Regions from separate parts of the Homo sapiens genome. Here region 2 is linked to region 1. The links are chromatin contacts, found by Hi-C or POLR2A ChIA-PET in ENCODE. All regions are on one chromosome and are shown on one strand. The core of a region is the stretch at or near the end of the contact, and the rest is flanking DNA. Distances in the headings are between cores, read along the strand shown.

Region 1 (7,468 bases), core at 3,451-5,950:
GCCCCTTCCTGGAACCAGGCAGCCCTGGCAGGAGTGAGGGCCAGCTGCAGGGAAAGTGAAGGGGGCAACACCTGCCAGGCTGTGGGTCTCACGAGGCTCGGGGGAGTTATAAGAGGCCCCCTCTCTCAGGGAACTCCTCCCAGGCTTGGGGAGGAGGCATCCTGGACCCAGCCACGCCCCACAGATCTGACCGAAGCAGGGGTTCTTGGTCTTGCTTGGAACCCAGATTCAGCCCCCTTTGGGAATCTAATCAAGGGTGTGGACCCTTTCCCAGAGAAAATGGTGTGTTCACTCCTGAGGGTCCATGGGCCCTTGAAGCTGCTCATGGCTCCCCTGCTGCAGGATTCCCCTGGGTGCCCGTCAAACTACAGCTTCCCTGGGGGGCCTCCACCCCATACTTACCCACCAGCTTCTTAAGAGCTCGAGCTCGGACCCTTATAGTAGTAAACAGGCTCCCCAGAGCCTGGTGGCCTTTCTGGGGCCACCCGGCAGCCTGCATGGGACACCCATGGCCTTGTCTCCTCCGGCCCCAGCTCTCTTTTCCAGCTCAGCCAAGGCTGATGGCGGAAAAGAGCAGCTGACGTACGAGTCTGGGGAAGACGAGGAGGATGAGGAGGAGGAGGAAGAGGAGGAGGAGGACTTCAAGCCATCCGACGGCAGTGAAAACGAAATGGAGACAGAGATTCTGGACTACGTGTGACAGGGCCCAAGGCTGGGCCTCCCTGACCCGGCCAGACTGGTGTCTGGCCTAATGAGGGAGCCGGGGCTCCCCATTGCCACCCACAGTGCCCGGAATGGCCCTAGGAGGCCCTCTGAGGAGAGCTAGAGTCCCAGCAAAGGGTGCAGCTGACCCTAGCACTGGCTGTGACATGCTGCTTGGTGCTGCCTCTGGTCCTGAGGGGTTAGGGACATCCCCAAAGGGTATACCCTGGCTCTGCCACCCATGAACCAGCCCAGCATCCAGCCAGTGAGTGGGCACCCAATGCCTCTCAGGATGAGACCAGTAAATGCCGGAGGTGGAGCTGGGCAGCTGTGGAGCCCCAGGCCACAGGCCAGTCTCGCTTGGCTCTCATGACTGTGGTGGTGGAGATAGCGTGGGGAGCCTCGCCCATGGTCTCACGTGGCAAGAAGTGCCTTTAGCTCTGGATCCCAACCGTTTGGCACAGCTTTGGCCACAGCCAGGCCCCTCTGGAATTGTCCTTATTAAACCAGTTTCCCGAGAAGTCTTGGTTTCTTGGTGTGAATGTTGGCGCTGCAGGGGAGTCTTCTTATTGCCTTGGGGCTTGGGCCCCCTTTGTCCCTTCATATATTCCTTCATTCATTCCTTCATTCATTCAGTGACATGCTGGCAGTGCTGGCCTGTGCCCCCCTCACATGTGGTCGGGTTGGGTGAGGGCAGCTAGGAGGACTCCAGGCCTGGGGTCAGTTCTTCTCTAAATGAATACCTTCTTGACAAAGTCATGGGAAACGGGCCCTGCTGTCCTGTGGCTGCCCAGTGTGAAACTAGTGGGTCCTGAGCCCACCGAGCCTGCCTGCCTGGCCCCGCTCCCCATGTTGCCCTTGGCTGAGGCACCTCTTGTGTCTCCCCAAGTCGGCAGCAGCACTCCCTCCCAACCTGTGTGCGTGCCGAGTATTTGTTGAAGAAACAGTCAGTTGTCAGAGAATGGCCCTGTTCTGGATTGGCTGGTTGCTTCTGTGTGGTGCTGAACCTGCTCCTCTCTCCCCTGTATTTCCTGGGGACAGGTGGAGGCTCAGCCAGATTCGGGTTCAAGGTCTCTTCCTAGGCTGCGTCAGTCTGCATGCACGGGAGGTCTGCTTACTAGGATTGACCAGCAGGTTTAGGTGTTGTCAGCCTGATGTGTTGGTCTTTTATCTAACGGTTTTTGGGTTTCTGTGGTTTTTTGTTTCATTTGTGGGTCTTTTTTTTTTTTTTGAGATGGTCTTGCTTTGTCACCCAGGTTGGAGTGCAGTGATGCAATCAGGGCTCACTGCAGCCTCAACCTCCTGGGCTCGGGTGATCCTTCCACCTCAGCCTCCTGAGTAGCTGGAACTACAGGTTGTGTACCGCCATGCCCAGATAATTTTTGAATTTTTGTAGAGATGAGGTCTCACTAATGTTGTCCAGGCTGGGCTCAAGGGATCCTCCCGCCTCAGCCTTCCAAAGTACTGGGATTACAGGTGTGAGCCACTGCGTCCAGCCTATTTAATGGCTTTTGAATAGCCGTTGATAATTGCCTGGACCTACTACTTCCTTAAGGGTGCAAAATGGTGATTTTTTTGAATTATATCGTTCCCTCTGCATTTAGTAGCTGGAATCCTATAAAGGAATCTTCCTCATCGTCTGTTTGATTACCCTGAAATACTATTTTCACAGAAAAGAAGGGAAAATGCCTGTTATCACCTCTAACAGTTTTCAGAACAATGAGTTAGTGCCCTGGCAAGGGCCAGTGACAGGGCAGGAGGGGGTGGAGAGCGTGTTTCCTGGGCTGCCTGGTGAACTCTCACGTCTGTCAATTGCAGGCTTGCTTTTTCATGCCCAACTTGTCTATCTTTGCCCAGAGGCGGCCTCAGGTTGACCTCTGTAGTCCTTTGACACAAGCCTTGGGTCTTGGGCACCTTCCTTACTTACAGCTACCACGATGCTGCAGGCTCCAGCCCCTCCCTGGCATTTCCTGTTGCGGACCCGGCCCAACCATCTCCCCAGGGTGCACTCAGTCGGTGTGAATATGGTGTTTAGAGACCCCAGTCTGGTCACCAGGGGTGGGGCTTGCTCCTGGGATTTCGTTACTGCTAGGGCTTTGGAAGAGACAGAGCCAGGAAATAAGTTTTTTTTTTTTTTTTTTGCCAATTTTAAAAAAATAAAGTATGAGGCTGGGCACGGTGGCTCATGCCTGTAATCCCAGCACTTTGGGAGGCTGAGGCGGGCAGATCACTTGAGCTCAGGAGTTTGAGACCAGCCTGGCCAACATGGTGAAACCCAGTCTCTACTAAAAATACAAAAATCGGCTGGGTGTGATGGCGCACGCCTGTAATCCCAGCTACTTCAGAGGCTAAAGCAGGAGGATCCCTCGAACCCAGGAGTTCAAGACTGCAGTGAGCTATGATTGTGCCACTGCACTCTAGCCTGGGTGACAGAGACCCTGTCTCAAAAAAACAAACAAACAAAAAACCTCTGTGGACTCCGGGTGATAATGACATGTCAATGTGGATTCATCAGGTGTTAACAGCTGTACCCCCTGGTGGGGGATGTTGATAACGGGGGAGACTGGAGTGGGGCGAGGACATACGGGAAATCTCTGTAATCTTCCTCTAATTTTGCTGTGAACCTAAAGCTGCTCTAAAAATGTACATAGATATAAACTGGGGCCTTCCTTTCCCTCTGCCCTGCCCCAGCCCTCCCCCACCTCCTTCCTCTCCCTGCTGCCTCCCCTCTGCCCTCCCCTTTCCTCCTTAGCCACTGTAAATGACACTGCAGCAAAGGTCTGAGGCAAATGCCTTTGCCCTGGGGCGCCCCAGCCACCTGCAGGCCCCTTATTTCCTGTGGCCGAGCTCCTCCTCCCACCCTCCAGTCCTTTCCCCAGCCTCCCTCGCCCACTAGGCCTCCTGAATTGCTGGCACCGGCTGTGGTCGACAGACAGAGGGACAGACGTGGCTCTGCAGGTCCACTCGGTCCCTGGCACCGGCCGCAGGGGTGGCAGAACGGGAGTGTGGTTGGTGTGGGAAGCACAGGCCCCAGTGTCTCCTGGGGGACTGTTGGGTGGGAAGGCTCTGGCTGCCCTCACCCTGTTCCCATCACTGCAGAGGGCTGTGCGGTGGCTGGAGCTGCCACTGAGTGTCTCGGTGAGGGTGACCTCACACTGGCTGAGCTTAAAGGCCCCATCTGAAGACTTTGTTCGTGGTGTTCTTTCACTTCTCAGAGCCTTTCCTGGCTCCAGGATTAATACCTGTTCACAGAAAATACGAGTCGCCTCCTCCTCCACAACCTCACACGACCTTCTCCCTTCCCTCCCACTGGCCTCTTTCCCTCCCCTTCTGTCACTCTGCCTGGGCATGCCCCAGGGCCTCGGCTGGGCCCTTTGTTTCCACAGGGAAACCTACATGGTTGGGCTAGATGCCTCCGCACCCCCCCACCCACACCCCCTGAGCCTCTAGTCCTCCCTCCCAGGACACATCAGGCTGGATGGTGACACTTCCACACCCTTGAGTGGGACTGCCTTGTGCTGCTCTGGGATTCGCACCCAGCTTGGACTACCCGCTCCACGGGCCCCAGGAAAAGCTCGTACAGATAAGGTCAGCCACATGAGTGGAGGGCCTGCAGCATGCTGCCCTTTCTGTCCCAGAAGTCACGTGCTCGGTCCCCTCTGAAGCCCCTTTGGGGACCTAGGGGACAAGCAGGGCATGGAGACATGGAGACAAAGTATGCCCTTTTCTCTGACAGTGACACCAAGCCCTGTGAACAAACCAGAAGGCAGGGCACTGTGCACCCTGCCCGGCCCCACCATCCCCCTTACCACCCGCCACCTTGCCACCTGCCTCTGCTCCCAGGTAAGTGGTAACCTGCACAGGTGCACTGTGGGTTTGGGGAAAACTGGATCTCCCTGCACCTGAGGGGGTAGAGGGGAGGGAGTGCCTGAGAGCTCATGAACAAGCATGTGACCTTGGATCCAGCTCCATAAATACCCGAGGCCCAGGGGGAGGGCCACCCAGAGGCTGATGCTCACCATGGGGCGCCTGCAACTGGTTGTGTTGGGCCTCACCTGCTGCTGGGCAGTGGCGAGTGCCGCGAAGGTAAGAGCCCAGCAGAGGGGCAGGTCCTGCTGCTCTCTCGCTCAATCAGATCTGGAAACTTCGGGCCAGGCTGAGAAAGAGCCCAGCACAGCCCCGCAGCAGATCCCGGGCACTCACGCTCATTTCTATGGGGACAGGTGCCAGGTAGAACACAGGATGCCCAATTCCATTTGAATTTCAGATAAACTGCCAAGAACTGCTGTGTAAGTATGTCCCATGCAATATTTGAAACAAATTTCTATGGGCCGGGCGCAGTGGCTCACACCTGCAATCCCACCAGTTTGGGAGGCCGAGGTGGGTGGATCACTTGAGGTCAGGAGTTGGAGACCAGCCTGGCCAACATGGTGAAACCCCGTCTCTACTAAAAATACAAATATTAATCGGGCGTGGTGGTGGGTGCCTGTAATCCCAGCTACTCGGGAGGCTGAGGCAGGAGAACCGCTTGAAGCTGGGAGGTGGAGATTGCGGTGAGCTGAGATCACGCTACTGCACTCCAGCCTGGGTGACAGGGCGAGACTCTGTCTCAAAAAATAGAAAAAGAAAAAAATGAAACATACTAAAAAACAATTCACTGTTTACCTGAAATTCAAATGTAACTGGGCCTCTTGAATTTACATTTGCTAATCCTGGTGATTCCACCTCTCTGTTGTTCCCATTTTACAGAAGGGGAAACGGGCCCAGGGGCAGGGAGTGTGGAGAGCAGGCAGACGGGTGGAGAGAAGCAGGCAGGCAGTTTGCCCAGCATGGCACAGCTGCTGCCTCCTATTCCTGTGCAGGAAGCTGAAAGCCGAGCTACTCCACACCCGGGTCCGGGTCCCTCCAGAAAGAGAGCCGGCAGGCAGGAGCTCTCTCGAGGCATCCATAAATTCTACCCTCTCTGCCTGTGAAGGAGAAGCCACAGAAACCCCAAGCCCCACAGGAAGCCGGTGTCGGTGCCCGGCCCAGTCCCTGCCCCCAGCAGGAGTCACACAGGGGACCCCAGATCCCAACCACGCTGTTCTGCCGCCTGCGGTGTCTCAGGCCCTGGGGACTCCTGTCTCCACCTCTGCTGCCTGCTCTCCACACTCCCTGGCCCTGGGACCGGGAGGTTTGGGCAGTGGTCCTGGGCTCCTGACTCAAAGGAGAGGTCACCTTCTTCTTGGGCGAGCTCTTCTTGGGGTGCTGAGAGGCCTTCGGCAGGTCATCACGACCCCTCCCCATTTCCCCACCCTGAGGCCCTCTGGCCAGTCTCAATTGCACAGGGATCACGCCACTGGCACAAGGAGACACAGATGCCTCGCAGGGGATGCCCACGATGCCTGCATGTGTTGCTTCTGGTTCCTTTCCTCCAGTTCCAACCGCCGCACTCTCCCACACCAGTGTGACAGGGGGCCCATCACCCTAGACTTCAGAGGGCTGCTGGGACCCTGGCTGGGCCTGGGGGTGTAGGGCCACCCTGCCCTTCCCCACCTGGAACCTGGCACAGGTGACAGCCAGCAAGCAATGACCTGGTCCCACCATGCACCACGGGAAGAGGGAGCTGCTGCCCAAGATGGACAGGAGGTGGCACTGGGGCAGACAGCTGCTTCTCAACAGGGTGACTTCAAGCCCAAAAGCTGCCCAGCCTCAGTTCCGTCAGGGACAGAGGGTGGATGAGCACCAACCTCCAGGCCCCTCGTGGGGGTGGACAGCTTGGTGCACAGAGGCCATTTTCATGGCACAGGGAAGCGTGGCGGGGGTGGGAGGTGTGGTCCCTAGGGGGTTCTTTACCAGCAGGGGGCTCAGGAACTGTGGGGACTTGGGCATGGGGCCATCGACTTTGTGCCCAGCCAGCTAGGCCCTGTGCAGGGAGATGGGAGGAGGGAAAAGCAGGCCCCACCCCTCAGAAAGGAGGAAGGTTGGTGTGAAACATCCCGGGTACACTGAGCATTGGGTACACTCCTCCCGGGAGCTGGACAGGCCTCCCATGTGATGGCAAACAGGCCGACAGGAGACACGGCTGTTGCTCGTCTTCCACATGGGGAAACTGAGGATCGGAGTCAAAGCTGGGCGGCCATAGCCAGAACCCAAACCTCCATCCCACCTCTTGGCCGGCTTCCCTAGTGGGAACACTGGTTGAACCAGTTTCCTCTAAGATTCTGGGAGCAGGACACCCCCAGGGATAAGGAGAGGAACAGGAATCCTAAAGCCCTGAGCATTGCAGGGCAGGGGGTGCTGCCTGGGTCTCCTGTGCAGAGCTGTCCTGCTTTGAAGCTGTCTTTGCCTCTGGGCACGCGGAGTCGGCTTGCCTTGCCCCCTCCGGATTCAGGCCGATGGGGCTTGAGCCCCCCTGACCCTGCCCGTGTCTCCCTCGCAGCTGGGCGCCGTGTACACAGAAGGTGGGTTCGTGGAAGGCGTCAATAAGAAGCTCGGCCTCCTGGGTGACTCTGTGGACATCTTCAAGGGCATCCCCTTCGCAGCTCCCACCAAGGCCCTGGAAAATCCTCAGCCACATCCTGGCTGGCAAGGTGGGAGTGGGTGGTGCCGGACTGGCCCTGCGGCGGGGCGGGTGAGGGCGGCTGCCTTCCTCATGCCAACTCCTGCCACCTGCAGGGACCCTGAAGGCCAAGAACTTCAAGAAGAGATGCCTGCAGGCCACCATCACCCAGGACAGCACCTACGGGGATGAAGACTGCCTGTACCTCAACATTTGGGTGCCCCA
Region 2 (7,362 bases), core at 401-2,900, 41 kb after region 1:
AGGTCTCCGGGGATGACTGTGAGGCTGATTCCCAGAACTGAGGGAGACGGTAAGATCAGCAGATCCCACTGCCCTGTGGGGGCACCCCAGGCCAGCTGCCAGATGGGGAACCTTCTAGAAGCTGTGTTCAGGATCCAGGGCTTCCTGGCCCCATGCATGGATTTGGAGTGGGGAGATGGGAAAGGATATTGGGGAGAAGGGCAGGCAGTCACCTTCTTTTCCTGGCCATCAGGAGACTCCGGGACGAAGCTGATGTTGATCTCCTCCACGTCGGAGCTAGAGGAGCCGGCCGAGTGCACGCTGAGCGCGTCAGCGATGTCCCCGCTGCTGAGGTAGGGGCCACACCTGAGCTGGTCACAGGACTTGGAGTGGGAGCTGCCACTGGTACTGAGCTCAGTGCTGGGGGCCTGGCGGCTGGGTGAAGAGTTGGCTTAGTTAAGGGGGCTCCCCAAGGACACATCCCAACCCCACAGCCCCTGCACCCTGCGCCCAAGGACTGTGCAAAGTGCTGGGACAGTTGCCAGTACTCCATTCACCACAGCCATCTGGGAGAGCATTTAGTATCACCCCATTTCACAGAGGAGGAAACTGAGGCCCAAAAAGGTGAGGGGACTCATCCCAGTCTCAGGGCCAGTCAGCAGCAGGGTAGGATTCCAGGGCCAGCCTCCCTGACTCCCTGAGCCCAGGCTCAGCCCTGAAGCTTCTGAGCCCCAAGGCAGCTGCCCCTACCACCCTTGGCCAGGCCCTTACTCGCTCCAGCGCTTGACAATGGCTGTGTTCTTCTTGGTCCTGAGGGTGTTGCTGGCTGACTCGGATGGGGGCTCCAGCTCGCACGACAGGTTGTAGCTATGAGCAGAGGGGCAGTGGTGTGACAACCAGGGGCCATGCTCCGGCCTTCCCCCAGCACCTGCCCAGAAGCTGGAGTCGGGGTGCCCCGGCCATCCTCAGGCAACAGGGGCTGAGGCTGACCATGGGTCATAGCTGCTGGCCCTCTGGAGCTGGCCCCCTAGGACAGCCTGCCCCCACTGTCCCCATTTGCTGCCCCGGCCTCACCTCTCAGTCTCGCTGAGCCGCTCCACGGCCCGGAACCAGGCCCCAAATTGCTCATCTGGCGCGATGCTGTAGTTGTTGCAGGCCGACTGCAGCAGCTTGATCTGGGCGATCACCTCGAACTCCTGGGGCCAGAGGGAAGCACAGGGCGGTGACAAGGCCCCCCGGGCAGCACAGGGGCCAGTCTCTGGGTCTTTGTTCTTGGGGTCCCTTCCTCCCCTCTACTCCCATCCAGGCCTTCCTGTTCTCAAAGTTGGGCTCAGCCACTCCCCAGGAGGTGGTCCTGGATTATAACCTCCTACCCTCACCCTCCAGTGGGAGGGGACCCCCTTCTCTCTGTGTCCAAATGTCCCATGTCCCATGAATCTAAGGAGAGGGTAGGAGTTGAAATGTCCTACCCTGGTGGGTCTGTTTTCCACCCCTCCCCAAGTCAGGGCTGCCTGCAGCTGCTTACCTTCCTCCTCTTCTCAAAGTTGATGAGTCTGCCCTGGAAGGTGGACACCCAATGGCCGTCAGAAAGTGACCCCTTGACCATTACAGTCTCCCCACCTCATGCTGCACTATCAAGAGTGCCCACCAGGGGGCAGGGCACGCACACCCCTGGATTGAAGCCGGTGCTGGGCACCAGGGCAAGGGGACATGCGGGCAGAGGCTTGGGGACTTCTTGTCCAGCACTCTCGGAGGACAATGGACTGAGGCCTTGGGTGAGAAGGCCCTGCTCAGCCACCACGTGCCGCCTGACCGCTGAGGGCCTGGCTTCCCTCTGTGCTCAGGGTCACTGCCTGAGGGATGGGCTGTGTCCCACTCAGCCAAACCCTGCTGCAGCTCTGTGTTTGGGCAGCCCTGGGGTGTCACCAGCAGGGCACTGAGCTGTTTACTCATTGCTGGGACAGGTGTGGCAGCCCAGCCCCCAGGGCTCAGGGAAGGTCTCTCCTCCCGGGCCCTACTCCAGCCCCGCCCGGCACACTCACATACAGATAGTCCTTCATGGCAGTGTCCAGCATCACCAGGTCGGTGAGGAACGTGCCCAGGTAGGGAACGGTGCCCTGGATGATGCCCTGTGACATTGGGGTAGGAGGATGAGCAAGGCCCCTCCCCTGAAGGCTTTCTCAGCCCCCAGCCCCAACTGGTCTCACTTGGAACAGCTGGGGGACCTCTGGGGGCCTCCTGGGGCCCACTGTCTCCCTGGACCCCAGACTCCCTCTAGCCATCTCCCTGGCTGGCATCTGGGAAATGCCAGGTTCCCAAGTCGTGTGGCCCCTGGCCCTCCCCAGCCCCACACCCGCCTGAGCCGGCTCTGCCAGGCCTGTCCTTTCGTGGCTGCAGCTGGTCTTCCCAGATACCAGCTGATCCAGGTGTGGCTCTGCTAGGGTCCAGAGGAGGCTACCTCTAATGGGGCCCATAGGCACCGTGGCTAGAGAGGAAAGGGCCCTCCTCCCTACCCCCAGGCCAGCCCCCTGCCCCTCCGCGGCCTTGGGCACTCTCACCGTCTCCTTCGGCCGTTTCTGGGCTCTCTTGGGGTTCATCTCCAGGGTGGCAAACTTGGAGGTGCCCTCCTGCCAGGGTAGAGGACAGGGTCAGCAAGGCCCTATCCCCTCAGCCCTCAGGCACCCTGACCTGGGGTGCTGCCAGTGTGGTCGGGTTCCAGGGCTGACCCTGTATCAATACTCACTAGTGTGGGGTCCTGGGCCGGTGGCCTGGCCTTCCTGAGCCTGCCTCCCCCTCTGGAAAGTGCGGATGAGAACTCCGCCTGCTGCATGGTGCGGTGGCTCACGCCTGTAATCCCAGCATTTTGGAAGGCCAAGGCAGGTGGATCACTTGAGGTCAGGAGTTTAAGACCAGCCTGGCCAACACAGTGAAACCCCATCTCTACTAAAAAATACAAAAATTACCTGGGTTGGTGGTGCACACCTATAATCCCAGCTACTTGGGAAGCTGAGGCAGGAGAATCCCTTGAACCCAGGAGGTGGGGATTGCAGTGAGCCGAGATCACGCCATTGCACTCCAGCCTGGGAGACAGAGCGAGACTCCTTCTCTAAACAAATAAAAAAACTCCACCTGCCTCGCAGGGCCTCAGAGACTCTGCGCTACAGTCCTGTTATGGCTGCACACTCCTTTCTCCCTTGAACCTTCCATAAGGTCAGCACCCCAGGGCTGGCATTCCTCCATTTTCTAGATGAGGAAACTATGGCCCTGAGATGGGCAGTGACTTGCCCTGGGCCCCCCAGGGACTCAGAACAGGCTCTTCTGTCCTAGCCAGAGGCTCTGCCCCATCTGCCTTTACCCGTTTGGTCACTGATCAGGGTACCGTCCTCTGGGCTTCTCGTGCATGCCAGGGCCCCCAGTGGAGCTGTGCCACGGAGGGAGAGGGACAGGTGTCCCAGGAGCCCCCTGCGATGCTCCCCTGTAGGGAACTCTGTGTGTGTCCACGCAGGAGGGGGGCCCTAGATGCCATTTCACTGACCGGGTATGCCAGGGGCACCAGGCAGTGACACTTGACTCCCTCTGAGGCCTCGTGAATCCATTAGTCACTGAAAGTTCTCCTCAGTCATCTGGGGTATCCGCCACAGCTAATGGGGTGCCATGGGAAGAATTCTACAGGGTTCTCTGGTCAGTGTCTCTTCTCGGGGCAGGGTAGGGAAGCCACATGGGGCCTCCAAATCTGCCTCCCAGGTCTGGCCACCTGGCCCCTGGCATCCCCTGCAGCTCCTGTCCCTGGGGTAGGCAGGCTGCCCTCTCCTTGGGTGTGTAGAGCAGACAGAGGTAGCGTCAGGAGCCTGGCCTCCCGGGGACAGACTGGGCCGGTGTGGGGGCAGGAGCCGCATCCCCTTCCCACCCAGCAGGAGGGACCGGCGAGGAAGCCAGAGGCCTGCTGGTCCTGATGCCCATCTACTCCTCCTGGAACCTCCACTGCTACCCTTACTGTGTCCAATTAACTGGGGCCCTGTCCCTCAAACACCCAGGGGCCAAACAGATCCCTCTTCCCCCTTCACGCACACGGGAAAGGAACTTTCCCAGCAAGAAGCGAATGCCACCGCCCGCCGCCCCAGCCCCCGCCCCAGCCCCCGCCCCAGCCCCCGCCCCAGCCCCAGCCCCCGCCCCAGCCCCCGCCCCAGCCCCCGCCCCAGCCCCCGCCCCAGCCTGCCGCCACTCCACCTTGATGAGCAGCTCCCGGCTCAATGAGTAGTTGTTCTCATCTGAGAAGATCTCTGACAGCTTCTGAAAGATCCGGAAACTGTCCCTGTCAGAAGGGCAAAGAAGGAAAGAGAAAGCTGGGAATGGTAGGGAGGGGTGTGAGTGCAAATCCGTTTTATTTTAGAGCTGAAAGACCCCAGACTGCCTGAACGCAGCACACAGGGTACCCCAGAGCACTAACGCTCTGCAGGTCTGGGGAGGGGGCCTTCATGTTGGTGCAACAGGACCCCATTCCCGTTTCCACTGAGCAGCTATTTCCAAAGGGGTTTTTTTCTTTTTTTGGAGACAGTTTCAGTCACCCAGGCTGGAGTGCAGTGGCCAGATGTCGACTCATTGCAACCTCTACCTCCTGGGTCCAAGAAATTCTCCTGCCTCAGCCTCCCAAGTAGCTGGGATTACAGGCGTTAGCCATTGCGCCTGGCACAAAGGTTTTGATTTCAATTGGATGAGGGTTCTGTGGCTACAACACGAATACCTGAAAATCTCTGATGTGGCTCAACCCACCATCTGACAGCTTAGGAAGCCGAGCTCTGAGGCAGAGCTGCTGCCAACTCAGGTCAGTGAAGGGTCCCTGCCCTCAGGGTTTGTGGCCTCCCATGGGCTCACTAAGGGGGTGATGCCAGCCCTGTGGGAGGTCCCTGGTGCACCAGGAGCTCCTACAGAGGCATGCCCACCTGGAAACGTCTTCCCACGTCTTCTTCAGACGGTGGATGGAGTTGCTCTGCAGGGCAGAGAGGATGGCATACAGTGACGAGAAGTTCTTGAGGATCCGGCACTCCTGGGGCGGGAAGAGCAGGAGGCATGAGGTGGGGCTGGAGCTCCCAGCTTGCCTGGCCTCAGTCCCCCTTGGCCAAGCCTCCCCTCCTAATGAGACAGACACCCAGGGAGTCCCCAGAGGGCACGCCTGCGACCCGGGGGTGACAGGAGGATTTTAGCTCAACCCAAGGAAAGAGTGTAAGGAAGACGTGAGCATCCAGGCAGTGGGCTGGGAGAGTCAAGGCCAGCATGCCCCTGGGAAGGGTAGACTGGGGCCTGTACAGGGCCTTGGACTGCAGACCACAACCTGAGAACAGATGAAGCCAAAGTGGGGGCCCAGGCCCCTCCTCTGGCATACCCTGGCCACCTCGATCCAGTGCTCCACCACCCTGGCCCTGTCTGGGGCTTTCGTGCTTCGGTTCCCGAGGCAGGTGGTGATGACACAGTTGGCCACACTGTTGAACTGGGTGACAGTGGCGCGGATGGTGGGCGCCAGGTGCTCCTTGCCCTTCTTGTCCCGCTGGGACCAGATGGAGCCCAGGCAGTGGTAGGGCACCACCTTCTTGAACAGTTCCTGGGGAGGAGGCTAAATGTCACCTGGTCCTGCCCCAGCAGTCTGGGCTGGTGCTGGGGAAGCTGAGGATGCAGCTTGAGCCTTGTGGGGATCTCTGGGTTTTATCCCGTGTCCATGCAGGGTGCCCAGCACACAAGTGACCCGGGACAGAACGCTGGTGGGAAGAAGAGGAGCACCGCCTCGCGCAGCCTCACCAAGCCCCAGCTCCAACAGGCGGCTCACGCCTGCCCACCCCCCATCCCCCCGCCTCAGTCTGCTCCCCATCCAGACGCACATCTGCTGTGGGCGCTACAACTAAGGGCTTTGTCCAGTGTCTGCCATAGGCTCCAGGACACACCAAGTGCCTAATGAGTGCTGAGGCTGGTGAGCCTCCTGAACAGATGGGGGTGACCCATGGATGCACCTTGGTGAGCACCCTCCGCTCCCACAGGCCAGGCCTGCTGAGCTTCCTGTCTGTTCCATCTAGAATCTGCACAGTCACTCTGGAGGATAGGGGTGACCTCATCTCTACTGTCCAGAGGTAAACTGAGGACTTGGGGTTAAGGAACGACCTGGTTACTTGGTGTGTAGCAGCAGAGCTGGGATTTGACCAGAACATCAGCTCTGGATCAGCAAATGGTAGGTCTGGGACAGCAGATGCTGCCAGAAGGCAGGCCCACCCCTGCCCTGCCAAGCTGAGCTGCTCACCGCATCCATCAGTGTAAACTGCTCTGCCACCAGATCTGGAGGGAACACCAAGAGGTGAGGCTTCTCCTCACTCAGCCCGTTCTCTGCAACCACAGGTGAAGGCCAGGAAGGCTGTAATGATGGAACTGGTGCTGGAGCTGGCTCCAGCTCTAGAGTTTGTGAGGGAGCTGGATCCTGTTCTGGAGCTGGCTCTAGTTCCAGAGCTGGCGCTGGAGCCGATTCTAGTCCCACAGCTGGCTCTGGAGCCTGCTGGAGCTCCGGAGCTGGTGCTGGAGCTACTTCTAGCTCTGAACCTGGAGCTGGTGTTGGAGCTGGCTCTGGCTCCGGGGCTGGAGCCGGCACTGGGCTGGGTGCTCGAGCTGGTGTTAGAGCTAGCTCGAGCTCTGGAGTTGGTTTTAGAGCTGGCACTGGTGACAGAGCTGCAAGAGGAGAAAAGTTCAACAACATGCCAGCCTTTCCTGTGCCTTTCCAAAGACACAGAACAGCCCCGGCTTCCAGAGAAGCCTCTCTCCCCGAACCCACAAAACGTGTACCAGGCCACTCTCCTGCCTGTGGTCCCTGCCTGTGTGGTCTGAGGCTCATCTGGGCCCCTGACCCAGCACCAGACCCTGGAGCCTCCTCTTCGTGTGGCCCAGCACCGACCCCTCCTCATTCACCCTCTGGCACCCACCCCAGTCCTCCTCACCCTCAGGCTCTGCCTCAATGGGTTCCGAGTGCTCCAGCTGGGCCAGGAGAAGGTGGGCACGGCGCTCCAGGTCTGAGCCTGGCATGTTGAGCTGCACGTAGGCCACCAGCTGCTTGAGGCAGGGAAAGTCCGGAGGTTGACAGAAATCCTCCGAGTACTGGTCCAGCCAGGTGCCCAGGATGGAGGAGATGGCACTGGGGACAGGTGGGTGGCAGCAGAGTCAGAGGCCTGGGCTCCCCTGAGCCAGGCTGGGCTCCTGAGCCGGCCCCTGTCCATCTGAAGGCCACCTGCCCCGGCCCAAGCCCCCTTGGCTGTCCAGCTAAAAGAACCAAGGAGGCCCCTGGTCAGTGGCGAACACCTCTCCCCTCCTCCAAGGAAGCCCCGCCCACAGCTCTGCATGTCTCCCAGCACCCCC

What was found. Hi-C counts contacts between places; a loop is a spot of excess contacts on that map. ChIA-PET counts read pairs that join two places held with the same protein, here RNA polymerase II (POLR2A). Pooled maps may share reads with other maps.
Region 2: a map of posterior cingulate gyrus shows a loop between it and region 1 (2.0-fold over the local background). The contact joins the enhancer-like site here to the promoter of CEL in region 1. A Hi-C loop is called at or near these places in 22 of 168 maps with a recorded cell type or tissue (Right ventricle myocardium superior, adrenal gland, cardiac septum and 13 more), 3 of 37 single-sample maps with no recorded cell type and 24 of 50 pooled maps. POLR2A ChIA-PET finds 5 or more read pairs at or near these places in 8 of 52 experiments (GM12878, K562, RWPE1 and 5 more).

The regions. Positions count from the first base shown.
Region 1 is chr9:133,057,281-133,064,748 of GRCh38, forward strand. CEL (carboxyl ester lipase) reads left to right here and starts at 4,701. Exons shown (of 11, transcript NM_001807.6): 1 at 4,701-4,788; 2 at 7,124-7,274; 3 at 7,360-7,468. The coding sequence starts at 4,723. It overlaps LOC124902325, which reads right to left and starts at 4,052. Exons shown (of 2, transcript XM_047424377.1): 1 at 3,469-4,052; 2 at 801-894. The coding sequence starts at 4,052. The coding sequence ends at 801. It overlaps GTF3C5 (general transcription factor IIIC subunit 5), which reads left to right. Exons shown (of 11, transcript NM_012087.4): 11 at 534-1,223. The coding sequence ends at 700. RefSeq lists enhancers at 2,912-3,663, 3,664-4,416.
Region 2 is chr9:133,101,726-133,109,087 of GRCh38, forward strand. It overlaps RALGDS (ral guanine nucleotide dissociation stimulator), which reads right to left. Exons shown (of 18, transcript NM_006266.4): 5 at 6,948-7,141; 6 at 6,263-6,681; 7 at 5,360-5,575; 8 at 4,920-5,023; 9 at 4,207-4,291; 10 at 2,538-2,606; 11 at 2,022-2,108; 12 at 1,505-1,537; 13 at 1,054-1,175; 14 at 751-846; 15 at 213-414; 16 at 1-37. Among named protein-coding and RNA genes, the nearest start is that of RALGDS, 16 kb to the right of the region's middle. RefSeq lists an enhancer at 1-676. Within about 2 kb of position 1,651, at least 8 of the 41 ENCODE cell types and tissues checked have a DNase peak (open chromatin) inside an H3K27ac peak, as active enhancers do; they include dorsolateral prefrontal cortex and gastrocnemius medialis, where a contact is called at or near this core.